Regions from separate parts of the Homo sapiens genome. Here region 1 is linked to region 2. A link is a loop called in an ENCODE intact Hi-C map of the cell type or tissue named here. Cell type or tissue: endothelial cell of umbilical vein. All regions are shown on one strand. Links, peaks and the distances in the headings refer to the core of each region. The heading gives the core; the rest is flanking DNA.

Region 1 (8,343 bases), core at 172-8,171, 110 kb after region 2:
TCAACTAGTATCCAGTATGTGCAACATAGTTCATGTTCTTTCACTGAATCCTCACAACCATCTTATGAGGTATCATTATTTCCATTTTACTACTTAAGGAATAGACGTTGTGGCATGCTTATCTTGGCTAAGGCTTAAAACCTAGGTGTCCTCAGACTTTATGTAAACCTCCTTCCAGAAAACTATGTTTCTTCTCTATTTATGTGAACTCCTTTTGCTTATTTTTATTCATTTATTCACTCATTTAATTCAGCACATATTAACATTTAACATTACCCACAAAATGTGAGACACAATCCTAGGCCCAGGGAAAACAGCCTTGAACAAAACGAAGTGTCTGCCTAAAGGGAATTTAATTGCACTTAAAAACAAAACAAAACAAAAAACTTGCTTAGATATTCATTTCCTTCTCCCTGAGAACTGAGCCATTACCCAGCCATTCACCCTGAGAGCACCAGCTGGTACATGGTGTCGAGGGCTGTTGGGAAATTACTGTGTAACTCTTTACAAATTATTTTTGCTATGTTATGTTGTTTTGAAAATGTTATGATGTTAAAACAGCGAGTAAACTCTTTTAGAATTTCTCAAACTGCCTTAGAAAACTAAGTTACCGAGAGTACCACTGCTCCTTCTTTATGCAAAGTAAACTTTAATGAAGCCCTAAGCGGGAGGAATAAAAGAAATAAGCCCATCAGTTTAAATAAGTACAAATAATCAGGGTAATCTAGAGAAAAATTATAGGAACAGACATGAAAAAAAGTCTAAATTGTCAGCAACAGGAAGAAACCATGTAATTCTATTATGTAATTAACTGTCCTTGGCAATATGGTATCTGAAGAACAGTACACATACTATGAAAAAGCTTTCAGTTTTTTGCCTTGTCTGAGTCAAGTAAAAGGAAACAGAACATGTCTTCTGAATTTGGATCATAAGTCTAACTTCTACTTACAATTCTGATTGAAATCATTTATGTGCCTGCTATCCAAAATAAATAAATAAATATACAACATGTCAAGTGATGGCAAGTGTTATGAGGTTAAGGAGGGTGAAACACCAAGTGATGGAAGATTCTGTTTTTGATGAGGTGTTAATGGAAGGACTCTCAGATAAAGTGACATTTGAACAGACTTCAAGGGAAGAGTAAGCCATGTTAATGGCTGGAGAGAGTGTCCAAAATCACCCCCGCCAAAAAAAAAAAAAAAAAAAAAAGCAGACCATGCAAAAGATTTGGAGTGGGAACTGACCCAGAGTACTGGAGGAATAGAAAAGACATCAGAGTGGCTGGAGGAGAGTTTGCCAAGAGAAAAAATTAGAATGAGATTAAGTCAGAAAGAAAGGCTGTGAAAAGATTACACAGGACCTTGAAGGCCATGTTAAGGATGGATTGAGATGGGAAGCCAGGACCAGGCAAACTTTTGTAAAAGATTACACTTGCTACTGTGCAGAAGGAGGAAGCAGGTTTTTGTGGGACAAGGATGAGATCAGGAAAACCAGTTAGATTACTTTACTAGGGTGAAGGCAATGAGGAGTGGGCAGAGTTCTAGACATATTTCAAAATCAGAGCATGTAGGATTTGCATGGATGGGATGTGGGATGTGAGAGCAAGAGAGGAGTAAAGAATGACTTCAAGATGTTTAGATTGAGCAACTATCAGAATAAATTCCATTTACTGAGATGGAGAAGACTTCTGGAGGAACAGATTTTCAGAGGAAATTCAAAAATTCAGTTTTTGAGGTGTTAAATTTGCAATGTCTAATTAACATCTAAATGCAGGTGTCAAGTTGAAAATTCAATAGGAAAGTCTGGGATTCAGGATTGAGATCAGGGCTAGACATATAAAATTGGAACTCTGCTTGGAATAGATGCTTTGTAAAGCCCTATGATTGGATAAGAAAACAGAGAGAGGGAAGAGTTGAAGGCTGAACCCTAGGTCACCCCAATACTTGACGTTTGGGAAGTTGTAGTTAATCCAGCAAAAGAATGCAGAGCAGTGAGTTGTGAGGAGAACTAAGAAAGAGCCCAAAGGAAATGTTTCCAGGACAAAAAGAAATGTTGAACAACATCAATTCTCCTGAGTAGAAGCTGTATGGACCACTGAGTTTGCAAGATGTGGGTTATTACAGACATTGGTAAGAGTACTTCCTGTTGAATGAGAGACAAAATCCCATTGAAATGGATTAATGGAACATGCAGAAGTGGCAAAAACTATAGGCAGCTATTTGAGGAGTTTTTCTGTCAAGGGCAACAATAGAAATGTTATGGGGGTTGAGAGGAATCAAAGGAAGTTTTTGGTTTTAATTTTTTTTAATGAGAGATACTACAGATAAAGATTATGACTCTTTTTTTTTTTGAAACAGGGTCTTGCTCTGTTGCCCAGGCTGGAGTGCAGTGGCATGATCTCAGCTCACTGCAACCTCTGCTTCCCAGGCTTAAGAGATCCACCTGCCTCAGCCTCCCAAGTAGCTGGGACTACAGGAATGCACCACCACTCCCAGCTAATTTTTGCATTTTTTTTGTAGAGACAAGGTTTCCCTATGTTGCCCAGGCTGGTCTTGAACTCCTGAGCTCAAGCGATCCACCCACCTTGGCCTCCTAAAGTGCTGGGATTACAGGTGACTCTTAAACTTAAATCCAAAATTGTTGAAATTGATTTCAGTATTTTTTCCACATAAAACAGACCATCAATATGGGTAGGTTATCAGCCGGGGATAAGATGGCCATGACCCTTGATATCTGCCTCTATTTCAATATCCTGGAATTCATTTATTCATTCAGTTTTCACCCAAATTCTTATTGGGTATTTACAATATGGCAGGAATAGTATGAGGCACTGAAGATAAAAGGTTAAAAAGAAATACAGACAAGGGTTCTGTCCTCATCAAGCCTGTAGTCTAACATGGAAGATTGACACTAAGCAAGAGAAAAGCCAGTTATTTATTTATAAAAGGGAAGCACAGGGGTTCGTGTAGGTCTTTCCCTTGCCCAGAAGTGAGGATGGAGCTGCCAGCCAAGGAAGGCCTCCTTGCAAAGGCCTGCAGAATAAGTCTGAACTAGCCAGATAGAGGAGAAAGTGCAATGAGATCTTTCCCTGCAGCTAAGGAAAGAGCTTGTGGAAGGTCTGAAGTTAGAGAGAACTTGCAGCATTGCAGGAGCCAAAGGAAATCCAGTGTGACAGGAATAAAAAGAGTGAAGGGCCAGGAAATGAGACAGGCCTGAGAAGAGTCAAGGTCAGAGTCCTGAGGAGCTTTATTATCCACATTAAGCATTTAGGGTTTTAAGCACAGAACGATGCAAACAGATTTCTGTTTTTATATTGGCCTTCTGACAAACTTTCCCACCTATGCAAATGTTTTCTTCTCTGCTTGAAACAATCTTTCCACACCTTTCACGTAACTGATTTATTACCATCCTGAAGATCTCAGGCTTAGAAGCACTGAGAATGTATAATAAGTCCTCAATAAATAAGTTTAAGTATAAGTGATTTATTGGATATAGTCACAAAAGGAGAAGGAAAAATCAAAGATTTTGCCAAACTTTCCAGTGTGAGCACCAGGAAAGATAGGATATATTGGTGAATCAGCAAGTTTTAAGAGAAAAAGAAAAGATGTGGTAATATTTAATATATTGATTCGAAGATGCTAGGGGGTAAAAAGAGGGAGAACTAAGCTAGAGGCAATACTTCAGTCTTCACATATAAATAAAAATAGCTAGCCTTGAGGAAGGATAAGCATTCGCTGTGGAAAGTGCAGAGAGTGAGAACAAACGAATATCTGTGAAGAGAGAGGAAGAAAAGGCAGTAAAATATCTGACAACTATGGGAATAATTAGGAAGAAAACTAGGAAAATGTGGTGTTGTGGGAAGATGATGTTTCAAGTAGTAGAAAATGTTCAACAGTGGCCAATGCTATGAAACCATCAAAGTAAAGGATGAATGGGCCCACTGGATTTGGGGACACAAAAGTCTTCAATAACCATTGGTGGGAGCAGTTTGTGTGGTCAGAGGCAGATTTCTGCCAGTTGAGATGTGAGTGAATAGCAAGTGCCAATAATTCCTTGAAGGTGTCAATTCTAAGAGTTTTGTGGGAACAGTGAAAGTTCACTGGCTGGTGGATTGGGAGATGGGCTAGTTATTTTTTAAGATTAGAGATAACAGAGCATATGTAAATTCTGATTGACAGGAACCTAAGATAGACAGTAAAGATTCAGAATTCTCAGTACCACAAGGCCCTTCACAAGATGAAGAATATAGGGCCTAGGGAGCAAGTAGACACAATAGTCTTGCATAGGAAGTTCTTATCGGATGGGTTCCTATTTGTCTGTGAAATAAGTTGGTGTAAATATCTGCCAACCTCTTCACCTCTTACCTGAACTATTGCAAAAGGTTCCTAAGTCCTTCATAACCCCAGACTTGTCCCCATGCGAGTCAGTCTTCCCTGTTGAAGTCTTCCCTCTTCCACCTCCATCCTCCTTCCTCTGCATTTTGTGTTTGTCATCTGCGTCCCTAAAAATATATTGCCTTCCTCACATTGTATTATTAAGTACTCTTATTATTAATAAGCTACTGTCACTTAAAACAGTATTCTCCTTGGTACCTAGTCAGGTGGTATCTAACACATAATAGTTGCTCAATAGAGGTTTCTCGAATATATTAACTTTGAGAAACTATCATAGAGAATGTGTTTAGATAAACTGTTTAACTTGATTAATAAGTAAATAAGCCCACATTCTTATGTTTCTTTAATTCTTGTTCCAAATTATATTTGTCTTTATCCTCTAGGAACTGCTTTTGAAAGTTATACAATTATACTTTAATAAATTAGTGAGATATTTTTAAGTGTCTACTTATGCTGTGAATTATCTAGGTCAACCAAGCCTGCTTTAAGATCATCTCTCTTACCCAATGATAACACCGACATCTAGTGGTTATTAATCTGAATCTTGGTTATCTATTTCATTCTCTCAAGGGACAAAACTAGCTTAAAAATTTTGAAGTGCAACATAAGTACTGGCTTACATACTGTAGATATTGTTAGTCAAATTCAGAAAACGATAGTTACAATGGAGAGTATTTTTTAATGAATCATCTTCTGTAAAGAAACACGAAGCATGAATCTAGAATGTGAGCTGCAAAAGGTTTCTAACTGAGGGTCCAACTCAGTGGAACCCGGAGTGTTTTCTGTAGAACTCTGGTTCCACAAGGCCTTAAAAAGTATGCACAATGGAGATGCTGCCGTCAAATAAAAGAAATATCCAACTTTTCAACTCCACCCCACTCCTTTACCCCCTTTATTTAGCTGCACGGCACGTTGCACTATCTGACATACTATTTATTTCACTTATTTATTTGCTTACTGTCTGTGTTCCCCACTGGAATGTGACCTCCATATGGGCAAAGTTTTTACATTTTTTTTTCCTCCTTGAAGTATTTTCAGAACTTAGAAGAATGCTTGGCCTATAATAGAAGCTCAATGACATATGCGTGATTGAATGATATAAATTTGAGAGATATTGGGTTGAGCAAAACTGAACAAAGTATCTACTGGAGGAAGTCTCAGGGCCATTAATATGCTAATGTGCATCATGAATTTCACAGGGAGGCATGTAACCTTCCCCAAATATCCTTCCTCCCGCCCCGACTCTTCATAGGACAGGATTAATGCTCTACTGAGCACATCTTTGCAAAGGCTGGTCCATATCATGGACCTAATGCCTGCATTTACTCAAATTAAATTCTGTGGCTCCTGCCATACTCTATGGTGCTCATATCGAAATTAACACACTATGTAACACTAAATTGAAAACACAGAGAACAAATTGCACCTTTGATACTGAGTCAAATAATATATAGAGAAAACAAAACCTATGGCCCATGACTGACTATATTTAAATGATATTTATCTGAATCCCATCTCCTTCTGACCCCAGGGAGTACCAAAATAGGAGTTTGAGTTACATGTGAAATAAAAGAAAGAGATTGTCATGTGAAGAAATAAAGGTTACATAGAACAGCATGGCACAGTAATTGCTCTCATACATCAGAGAAAACACAGGCATGATACATAAGAAAGACAATCATTTCAACTGCTACTTATTTAAAGCAGCAAAAATCCTGTATGATAACCTTTAGGGATGATGCTTGCAAAAATACATAATGGAAGAATATGACCTCTAAGCATCTGAGTCCCATTTTACTTTAGCGAAGCCCTTTCTGTTTTATTCCACTCTTATTTTAGTAGCTGCATGGGGAATGTAGATGATCCTTTCTGGAAACTGATTGCATGGTTTTGTCATCACAGCATGCTTGCTATCTTTCATGGGGAGAACAGGTCGTTCGCATAACCATGCACAGTTTGTTAATCCTTAGGAAGGTTGAGAAATGCAGCATAAAACTAAGGTAGCACTATCCATTACAAGACAGAGCTTGAGTCTGCACAGAAAAGTTAAATTGCCTGTCATCTTTTCACATATTGAGCTAGTCATATAGACTTTGCATTACTATTAAAAGTGCTGTATATTTAACAGTCAATTTCTTTAAAATAGAAATAATTTTAAAAACAAAAACTTCTGAAATACGTCTGCTTTGTTGGCAGGAATTAATCACCATTAGTCCAGGTTTGACCTCGAAATCTTTCCGGGAATCCTAGAAAACAGATTGACCAAAAGAGTTCATCTCTGCCCCAGGACTCCTCTTCTATAATTAGGTGCGTGGCAACATGCTCTCATGCAGAGGAGATGCACTCCAGATTAGAATTTAGAACACCTGTGTTGAAGTCCCAGGTCAGCTACTAACTAGCTGCAGGGCCAATTCATGTAGCCTCTTTGACCTGTATCCTCATCTATAAAATGGAGATTGTAATTCTGGCCCTATCTTTCTCACAGGCTTTTGAGAAAATAGATATGACAGCATCTTTTGAAACAGTAGATACTATCCAAAGTTCTATGGTGATGAGAGGATACACATAGGAGACAGCCTGTTGTGAGAGAGAAGATTGAATTTGCTGCACTGGGATTAGGTAAGTCACCCTAAACAATAATATTGCCATTTGCCACTTCAATTAATCTATGAGCAGCCTTAATAGCAATTAGAAGGAAGCTCATATTCTACCTGGATAACCTTTTAGTATATTACATAGGCAATCAGTGCTAATTTCTTCTTTTGTCTCCAAACTGTTAACAAACCTACTAATAATATCAATATATTGATGTAAACACTATCAAATATGAAGTCATTCAATAATCTGGTTTGCAATGTTTGAACTGACAAAACTAATTCATTACCTTGGAAAAAAGGTTTTAGAAACAATCAGAGCATATTTCAAGAACAAAGCTATAGTGACTAACGTTATGTGTCAATTTGACGAAGCTAAGGAATGCCCAGGTAGCTGGTAAAACATTATTTCTGGGTGTCTGTTAGGGTGTTTCTGGAAGAGGTTATCATTTGAATCAATAGACTGAGAAATGAAGACCCAGTCTCAGAGTGTGCGTGGGCATCATACAATCCACTGAGGACCCAAATATAGTAGTGTGAAGAAATAAAGTTTACATAGAACAACATGGCACATTAATTGCTCTCTTACATCAGAGCAAACGCAGGAGAAAATAGAAGAAAAAGGTGAAGGAAGAGCAAATTTGCTCTCTCTTCTTGGGCAAGGACATCAACATTGGTGATCCTGGTCCCCAGGCCTTCAAACTCAGACTGGGACTCACACCATTGGATCCACTGCTTCTCACGCACTCAAGCTCACCCTGGAACTAGACCACTGGCTTTTCCGAACCTTCAGCTTGCAAACAACAGATCTTGGGACAGCCTCCACAATCATGTGAGCCAACCCCTCATAGTAAATATCTTCCCATATATCTATAGCTACATCTGTAACTATATGTAGATCTAGATAAATAGATCCTATTGATTCTATTTCTGTGGCGATCCCTGACTAATACAAAAGCAAAATATTCTTTTTTCCTGATCCACTCCCATTTTACTACCTAGCTCTTTAACCAGTGCCACCCTCTTCCCCACCTACTCTCCCCTTTTTATGCTTAACTTGAATAAAGGAAACATTACACTTTTTCTAGATTTCTTTGTGCATAAACCTAGGACTTTTTCTTACTCTGCCTCTGCAAGTTTTGTTAAAGGTGCCCTCATCCTCAGCATCATGCAGTATTTGTGGCTACATGCAATTGCATTCATTAGCCTCCCAAAGTCCTCTTCCTCTACCACTTTCACATTTGGATGGATCTCTGTCATTAAGGAATGTTTTCTCTGAGCAGTCTTGAACTTCAGGGCACTCTACTCTGCTGTTTGCTACTGGTAAATGTGCAGTGTATCTGCTACACATTGTC
Region 2 (8,343 bases), core at 203-8,202:
TGCTTGGCATGTTTGGGTCTAAATGAAGCAAGTTGAATTTCCAAAGAAAGTATCCATTTACTGCCGCATAGTCAAAGCAATTACATTTCTTTCCTGCTGCACTCATCAATCATAGAACAAGTCAAATATTCACACTGCAGCTTAAGCAAGAACACCAAAGGAACCAGGTGTCACACACCAGGTATTAAGTATGTGAGTGAGATACTGAAGAGAAGAGGCTGGGTGATGCTGGAGATGGAGGATAGAGGGAAAGCCCTTGAGGCACCCTGACTGCATGGAGTCATATTGTCTCTTTTCCACAGAATTAATTTAATTAGCCTCTCCCCAGTATTTTGTACTGTTCCTAACGTTGAATGGTCACTGATAGAAAGTTGCGTCACTGCTGCCCTTACTAGAGGAGCACTCTTCTGTTCTGTAATGGTGATTTGCCTCAGGTGAAAAATAGGATCACTCTCTGTTCCTACTGATTTCTGAAAAAGAAAATGCTTCCTCCCAACCAGCACTGCACTATTATTTTTGTTATCACTTTTCATACAGCTGCACCTTCTCTAAGGAAAACTGGGGGAAAAGTATCAAACTCTTGCCTGTGCCTAGAGGTAGAAACTGAAATCCAATTATCTAATAGATAGAAACACTTAATATTACATCTTTAAAAAGAAAAGCAGAATTAGTTTAAAAATAGAATGTCTTTGCCAGTGTTTAGTGTGTAATTTAAGTTTTACAAAGGAAATATGCAATCCCGGAAATATGAAATTTAGTAAAATATAATATTTGTATCTAAGCTTAAATTTTTGTTGTGTCAACGTATGTTTAAACTTTCACCTTCTGTTCATTCAGTTCATAAATTAACAAAATTTTTGATCAATAAACCTCATAAAATAATCTTTTATGAGTATAATCTAATTCTTGGGTTTTAGATTGCTTGTTCTTCCTTTATTCCTGAAACAAAACCATAATCTATTCCCAAGGTAAAAAAAAAAAAATACTTTTACTTCAGAAATGTTGGCTAGTAGAATAAATCGGTAAAAGGTTTATTTATTCATAAGTATAGTATTTTACCTAACAATAAATTACAAAGTTACAAAACAATAAGTTACAAAGCAAAATTCATTCACAATTCAATTAAATTCTCTTCTAAGCACTATGGAATGATAAACATTAATTTAATTATATGGAAAAAAGCTGTATGCCTACAAATTAAATTATAATAGGATTTGAATTCAAAATGGAAGACTGGTAACTATACTTCCTTCCTTCCACCAACATTTATTGAAATGATAGAAAATAATACAAATTAAATAAATTCCAGAAAAAAACTAGCAATAAGTAGGAGATGCCCTGAGCAGAGAAAAGCCTACAACTAACTTATGGAGGCTAGCAGATAAATGAGATCAGCTCAGAGAATACTCCTGATAAGACTGCAGCAAAAATAGGAACTCTTCAACTGCTGGAGTTGGCAGAATGAGAGAGGAAGAGGAGGAGGAAAAGGGGAAAGAATTTATTGGTGGAGAATGGCATTGTGAGGACTCAGATTACCAACAGGAAATATCAGTAAGGGTTCAACTGCAATAGAAATATTTGTATTGACCAGAAAGACTATAATACAGTGAGTTAAGTGTTTCTAATACCTTGGAAAGACTTGGGCAACTATATCTCTTGATTCACAGACTACCTTTTCAGTTAGTCTCTATTAACAAATAACCATACCTTCAAAATGCAAGAGTGGCATTTACTCCCAGGCTGAACTGGTAACATTTTTATGACATAAATTGGTCAGTCTGTTGAGACTAGACTTGCTTAATTCTATTCTCACGCCTAAGTTACAAATTTCAAAATTTAGATCTGAGAATAAATTTATTTTCAAAACTGGGGTATATTATTCTCACCCTCTAGCATTATCTACAAGGACTATGGCTTTTTATCAAACTTCTTACAGTAAACGATTGCTTTTTTTTATTGGCATAGTACAATAAATAAGAAGCAGAGACTGTTTTCCACAGACAACAGTAAAGATGCCACACATCTTTACTCTGAGACCATTAAAATTTCTGTTAGTGACAATGTTAGAATAGTTTGTTTTAGACTAAACTTCCTGCTAAGAGCACCTATCAAATCTAGGGAAAGTAATTTTTTTAATCTTTATAAAAACATTAAAGAGTTATTTTGTCAATAAAGATTTTTAGGACCAAGACCAAGGGGAAAAGGTCCAGACTAATGACTCCAGAATTTGATATTATTTTTTGTCTCAAGGCATTTGAAATCCCAAAACATATAGCAGAGCGGAACTTTCAGGAGACTCAAGGGGTTAGGCAAAATTTGGAATTTCGAGTTCAGCAGTATAGACAGGCTCTGAAAAGGACCCCAAGCATTTAGTTGTGACTCAAAATGGCTACACTCTAGGAGTAAAAGTAAATGAGAAATACAGCAATTGTCATGAAGATTGAAGCCCAGACAAGTTATTTGAATTCATAATTGAAGTAAAGTGATCTGAATAGTTATTGTCATACTCTACCTGCCTATTAGAAACTAAACCAAGTCCACTTAGGAGAGGTATAATACCATTCAAAGCATCCAATCCCCTTTATAGTTTTTAATATACAGTGTCTAGCATTTAATTTCTTAAAAAAACAGCTATAAAAATACAACATTTAATATAAACCAAGAGGATAAACCTATTATAGAAACAGGCCCATGACAAATCTAAGAAATCGAGTTATTAGACATGGACATTAAAATAAAATTACTGCGATCCTACTGGGATCATCTACCTTCTGCCAATAAAAGATCCTAGTAAAAGCTCAGAAATGGAAGTGTATGAAAAGTAACAGAAAAGATAATTATGTAGGTAAATCCAAATGAATATTGGTTGAATAAAGCAATGGTAATAATGTCCAGTGATGATCAAAATCTATTTTATGTCAAAATAGTTTTGTTTTGTTTTGCAATTGAAAGAAGGTTAAGGAAATTAAACTTACAGTGTTTTGTGTAGCCCTTGAAAACATTTTTCAAGATATATCCATGGTTTGTTAATATTGAAAAATCTACTAATCCAATAGGATCCAAATTTCCACTCTTTATGTATTTAGAGAGATACATTTATAGAGATATTTATAGAGATAAATAAAGAAAGTTAAATAAAAGGAAGATATATATTTTTATGTTTAAACATTAGGTAGCTATTCCAGGGTTCTTATGAAAGGGAGTATAAAACTGCATAAATGAACACAATTATTTTCTGTTTGGATTTACAATGTATTCTATAATGAATACTTTTATAAAGAATAGTGTGCTTCCCTTAAAAGCATTAAGCAAAAGCGTAGCCAAAAGAAAGTGGAAGTAACAATGTTTGACACATTGACAATGAATAAATTTATTATTTAAAATAATCTAATAATGAGAATGTGACATCGGCAAGATGGTGGAATGGGAAGCCCTACTCTCTTCCCCCACTGGAGACACTAACTCAACAACAATACAAGGACTAATTCCCTTTGTGAGGAATACAGACACCAATTAATAAGTTCTTAAACCTTGGGCAAACGCTGTATTGGGCAGAACCTTGGGAAAAAAAACCAGCTGCATTGAAGTGGGTAAAAAATATTGATGGTACTTACTTACTAAAGTCTCTCTCCCATCTCCTCAGCTTCTGGCTTCTCTCTGCGTAGGAAAAGACTAAACCATATGTCCAATATTCAGACTTTTCAGGATACTGCCCAAGGGACTGGTTTCTGTCTTGGTGAATCTAAGCTCTGACAGGAAAGGATGCCAGCTTGGAAGCAGCTGAGAACAAAGGTGACAGTTTAAAGTAGTAGATATTCATTTGCCATAATCTTTCCTCCACAGCTCAGCATGGAATGAGTGAAGAAAGCCCCAAACTCCCAGCTTCTTCCTGGGAAGGGAGTTAACATATGCATCCAATGTTCTGGCTAGTCGGAAGACTGTTTGAGGGTCTAGTTTCTGTCTCACCTAAATCAGACCAATGACAAGACCCAGCATACACTAGGTTACTGGCGGCCACTGAAAGCAAGAGAGTTGAGTGACTTGCTGCTACTTCAGGGGTCTCATGGAATAGGAAAAATAAGTTCAGAAGTCTTTCCCCACCGGGAAAAAAGAGTTGAGTGTGCATCCAGTGTTCTAGCTTTTGGAGAGATTGCTCCAGGAACTGGTTTCTGTCTCACCCAACTTAGAGCACTGACGGAACTTAGCAGATGCTAGAAGCCTAGGGATCACTGAGAACAAAAAGAGAACTGGGCAGCTTGAGGAAACTCCGAAGAATCTGCAGTACTGCAGGCAGACACCAGAGGGTGCAATAAATTAGAAGTACCTGCAAAAAGATATCAGCAAATCCTTCTAATATAGAATTTGCTCATACAAATCTAGAGAAGACATATCAACAGAAAAGGTTTAAGGGGTCGCAGAATCTCCAGCTGGGCTGACTGACGAAGGTCTTTTAATTTACAAAACCAGTCCTTAAATACTAGAAGAGGTGGTTGTTTTCTCAAATGTGTGGATCTAAGTGCAAAATAACAGGGAACCATGGCCTAATCAAAGGAAACAAGGACACATGATTTAATCACAGGAACAAAATAAATTTCCCAGAAATGACCCAAAAGAAATGGAATTATATAACTTTATCTTATAACAAATTCGTAATAACCATCATAAGCATGCTCAATGAGCTCAGGAACAAGATACATGAACAAAATGACAATATCTACAAAGAGATAATTTTTTAAAAAAAGCAATGAAGCAGTAGTTTGGAACTGAAGTATACAATAATTGAATTTAAAAATTCACTACAGGGCTTCAACAGCAGACTTGAACACACAGGTAGAATAACCAATAAAATCAAAGGCAAGTCATTTGGAATTATCCAGTCAGGAACAAAGAGAAAAAAATAATAATAAAGAGCGAAGAAAATGTAAGGAATTTATGGGACACTATCAAATGCATCAATATACACATTATTTGAATACCAAAAGATCAGGAAGAAAGATGAAGAAAGCTTTTGTTTAAAGAAACAATGGCTAAAAAGTCCCCAAATCTGAGGCAGGAAATGGACATCTAAGGTATAAGAAGACCAGAATGAAACCAAGAAAACCCATACCAAGACATGTCATAATCAAATTGTAAAAATCAAAGAAAGAATTTTGAAACTGGCAAAAAATGCAATTCATTATTTACAAAGAAGCTTTCGTAAAACTCTTAGCATATTCTCAGCAGAAACCTGGCAGTCCAGAAGCAAATAGGATGATATATTCAAACTACTTAAGAAAAAAAAATATTGCCATCCAAGAATAATATATCAAGTAAAACTGTTTTTCAAAAATTAAGAAGAAATAAAGTATTTCCCAGATAAACAAAAACTGAAGTATTTCATAAACACCAGGCCTACCTTACAAGAATGCTAAAAGGGGTCCTTCAAGTTGTAATGGAAGGACACCAGACAGCAACCCACAAGTAAACAAAAGTGTAAAGTATGCTGGTAAAGATAGATATAAAGATAAATAGAGAATGCTGTAATTCTGTAACAGTGATGCATGAAGCTTCTCTGAGTGAAGCATAAAGAAGAAAGTATGAAAAATACTAATGAACGGAATTCAGGGGCACAATAAAATGATCATATACCATCACCAAGTGGGATTTACCCATGAGATGCAAAAGTTTTTCAACATATGAAAATCAATCAATGTGATACACTGCCTTAACAAAACAAATAATAAAAAATACATGATCATCTTAATAGATGCAGAAAAAATTGCCAAATTTAACACCTTTTTAAAAACAATGAACACTTAAAGTAGGTGATATGGTTTGGCTGTGTCCCCACCCAAATCTCACCTTGAATTGTAATAATCCCCATGTGTCAAGGGTGGGGTCACGTGGAGATAACTGAATCTTGGGGGCAGTTCCCCCATACTGTTCCTTAGTAGTAAATACATCTCAGGAGACCTGATGGTTTTATAACCGGAAGTTCCCCTACACAAGCTCTCTTGTCTGTTTCCATTTAAGACATTATTTTGCTCCTCGTTTGCCTTCTGCCATGACTGTGAGGCCTCCTCAGCAATGTGAAACTGAGTCAATTAAGCCTCTTTCATTTATAAAGTACCCAGTCTTGGGTATGCATTTATTAGCAGTGTGAGAACAGACTAATACAGGAGGAATGGAAGAAAATTACTTCAACATATTATAGACCATGTTTGAAAACAGCTACCATCATATTCAACATTGAAGAACTGAAAGCTCTTCTTCTAAGAGCAGTAACAAGATAAGAATGCCCATTCTTGTTGTTTCTATTCAACATACTACTGTAAGTCCTAGCTGAAGCAATTAAGCCAAAAAAATAAAAAATAAATAAAAGAGAGAAAACAGAAAAAAGAAAATAAATGAAAGGCATCATAAAGGAAAATTAAATTATTTTTGTTTGCAAATGACATGATTGTAAACACAGAAAACATTAAACACTTTTACAGAAAAACCTATTAGAATTAATAAATAAATGCAGCAAAGTTGCATGACACTAAATCAATATACAAAAAAATTTCTATATACTAGCAATAAAAAGAATTATAAAGGAAATTAAGAAAACAATCCCATTTATGATAGCATCAAAATGAATAAAATACTTAGGATTTAACTAAGGAGACAAAAGATTAGTTCAGTAAAAACTACAAAGCACTGGCTGGGCACAGTGGCTCACGCCTGTAATCCCAGCACTTTGGGAGGCCGAGGCAGGAGTATCACAAGGTCAGGAGATCAAGACCACCCTGGCTAACACGGTGAAACCCCATCTCTACTAAAAATACAAAAATTAGCCGGGCATGGTGGCAGGCGCCTCTAGTCCCAGCTACTTGGGAGGCTGAGGCAGGAGAATGGCGTGAACCCAGGAGGCGGAGCTTGCTGTGAGCCGAGATTGTGCCACTGCCCTCCAGCCTGGGCGACAGAGCCAGACTCCGTCTCAAAAAAAAAAGAAAACTACAAAGCACTGCTGAAAGAAATTAAAGAAGACACAAATACAAAGAAATGCATGCTGTGTTTATGGATTGAAAGAATTAATATTGTTAAAATATCATACTACCTAAAGCAATCTATAGATTCAATGCAATCCCCATCAAAATCTCAATGACATTTTATTTTTGTAGAAATAGAAAAAAATACTAGAATTCTTATGAAACCACAAAGGAACCTGAATATCCAAGACAATCTCAAGAAGAAAGAATACGTCTGGACATCTCATATTTCCTTATTTCAAAACATATTCTAAGCTAGGGTAATCAAAACAGTATGGTACTGGCATAAAGATAGACATACAGACCATGGGACACAAGAGAGAAACTACCAATAATCCGGTCTACTTATACAGTCAAATGATCTTTGACAAGAGTGCCAAGACTCTACAATGGGGGAAAGAAACACAAAAAGTGTAAGAGAAACTAGATACCCACATGCAAAAGAATAATTAAACCTTTATCTTACACCATGCCCCAAAATCAACTTAAAATGTAGTAAATATTTAAATATAAGACCTAAAAATATAAAACTTCTAGAAGAAAACATAGAGGAAAAGCTTCGTAACATTGGTTCTGGACAATGATTTATTGGATATGACACCAAAAACACAAGCAATAAAAGCAAAATTAGACAAGTGAAACTACATCAAACTTAAAAACATTTGCATAGCAAATGAAACGATCAACAAAGTAAAAATGCATCCTATGAAATGGGAGAAAATACTTGCAAACCATTAAGGTGATAAGGGATCAATATCCAAAATATATACAGAAATACTACGATTCAATAGTTAAAAATAACAAATAACCTGATTTAAAATGGGCCAAAACTTGAATAGATATTTACTTAGACTTACAAATGGCCAACTGGTATAAGAAAAGGTGCTCAACATCACTAATTAACAGGGAAATGCCCATCACAAACACAATGAGACATTACCTCACACCTGTTAGGATGGCCATTATCAAAAATGTAAAAACCAGAAATGACAAATGTTGGCAAAGATGTGGAGAAATTGGAAGCTTTGTGCACTGTTAGTAGCAGTATAAAATGAGACAGCCGTTATGGAAAACAGAATGGAGGTTCCTCAAAAAATTAAAAATAAAACCACCATGTAATTCAGCCATTCAATTTCTGGGTATTTATTCAAAAGAATTGAAAACAGTATCTCAAAGAGACATATACACTCCCTTATTCATTGCAGCATTGTTCATATTAGCCAAGAGACACAAACCAGCTAAATGTTCATTGATGGATAAGGAATATGTATATACATACAGTGAAATATTATTAATCCTTTAAAAGGAAGGCTGTTCAAAAAGAAGAATATTG

What was found. Peaks named below come from ENCODE experiments on the same cell type or tissue, not always from the same donor. Only the 100,000 strongest peaks of a DNase experiment are listed, where the experiment ranks them.
Region 1: a loop joins it to region 2, with 17 times the contacts of the local background. A loop is called at or near these places in 49 of 110 quality-filtered maps.

Annotation. Positions count from the first base shown.
Region 1 is chr4:129,523,582-129,531,924 of GRCh38, reverse strand. No RefSeq gene overlaps it. Among named protein-coding and RNA genes, the nearest start is that of LINC02466, 240 kb to the left of the region's middle. In endothelial cell of umbilical vein, for the core only: no CTCF peak of the experiment used is centred there; a DNase peak (open chromatin) is centred at 4,904.
Region 2 is chr4:129,637,327-129,645,669 of GRCh38, reverse strand. No RefSeq gene overlaps it. Among named protein-coding and RNA genes, the nearest start is that of LINC02466, 130 kb to the left of the region's middle. In endothelial cell of umbilical vein, for the core only: a CTCF peak has its summit at 4,284 (motif pointing right); a DNase peak (open chromatin) is centred at 4,299.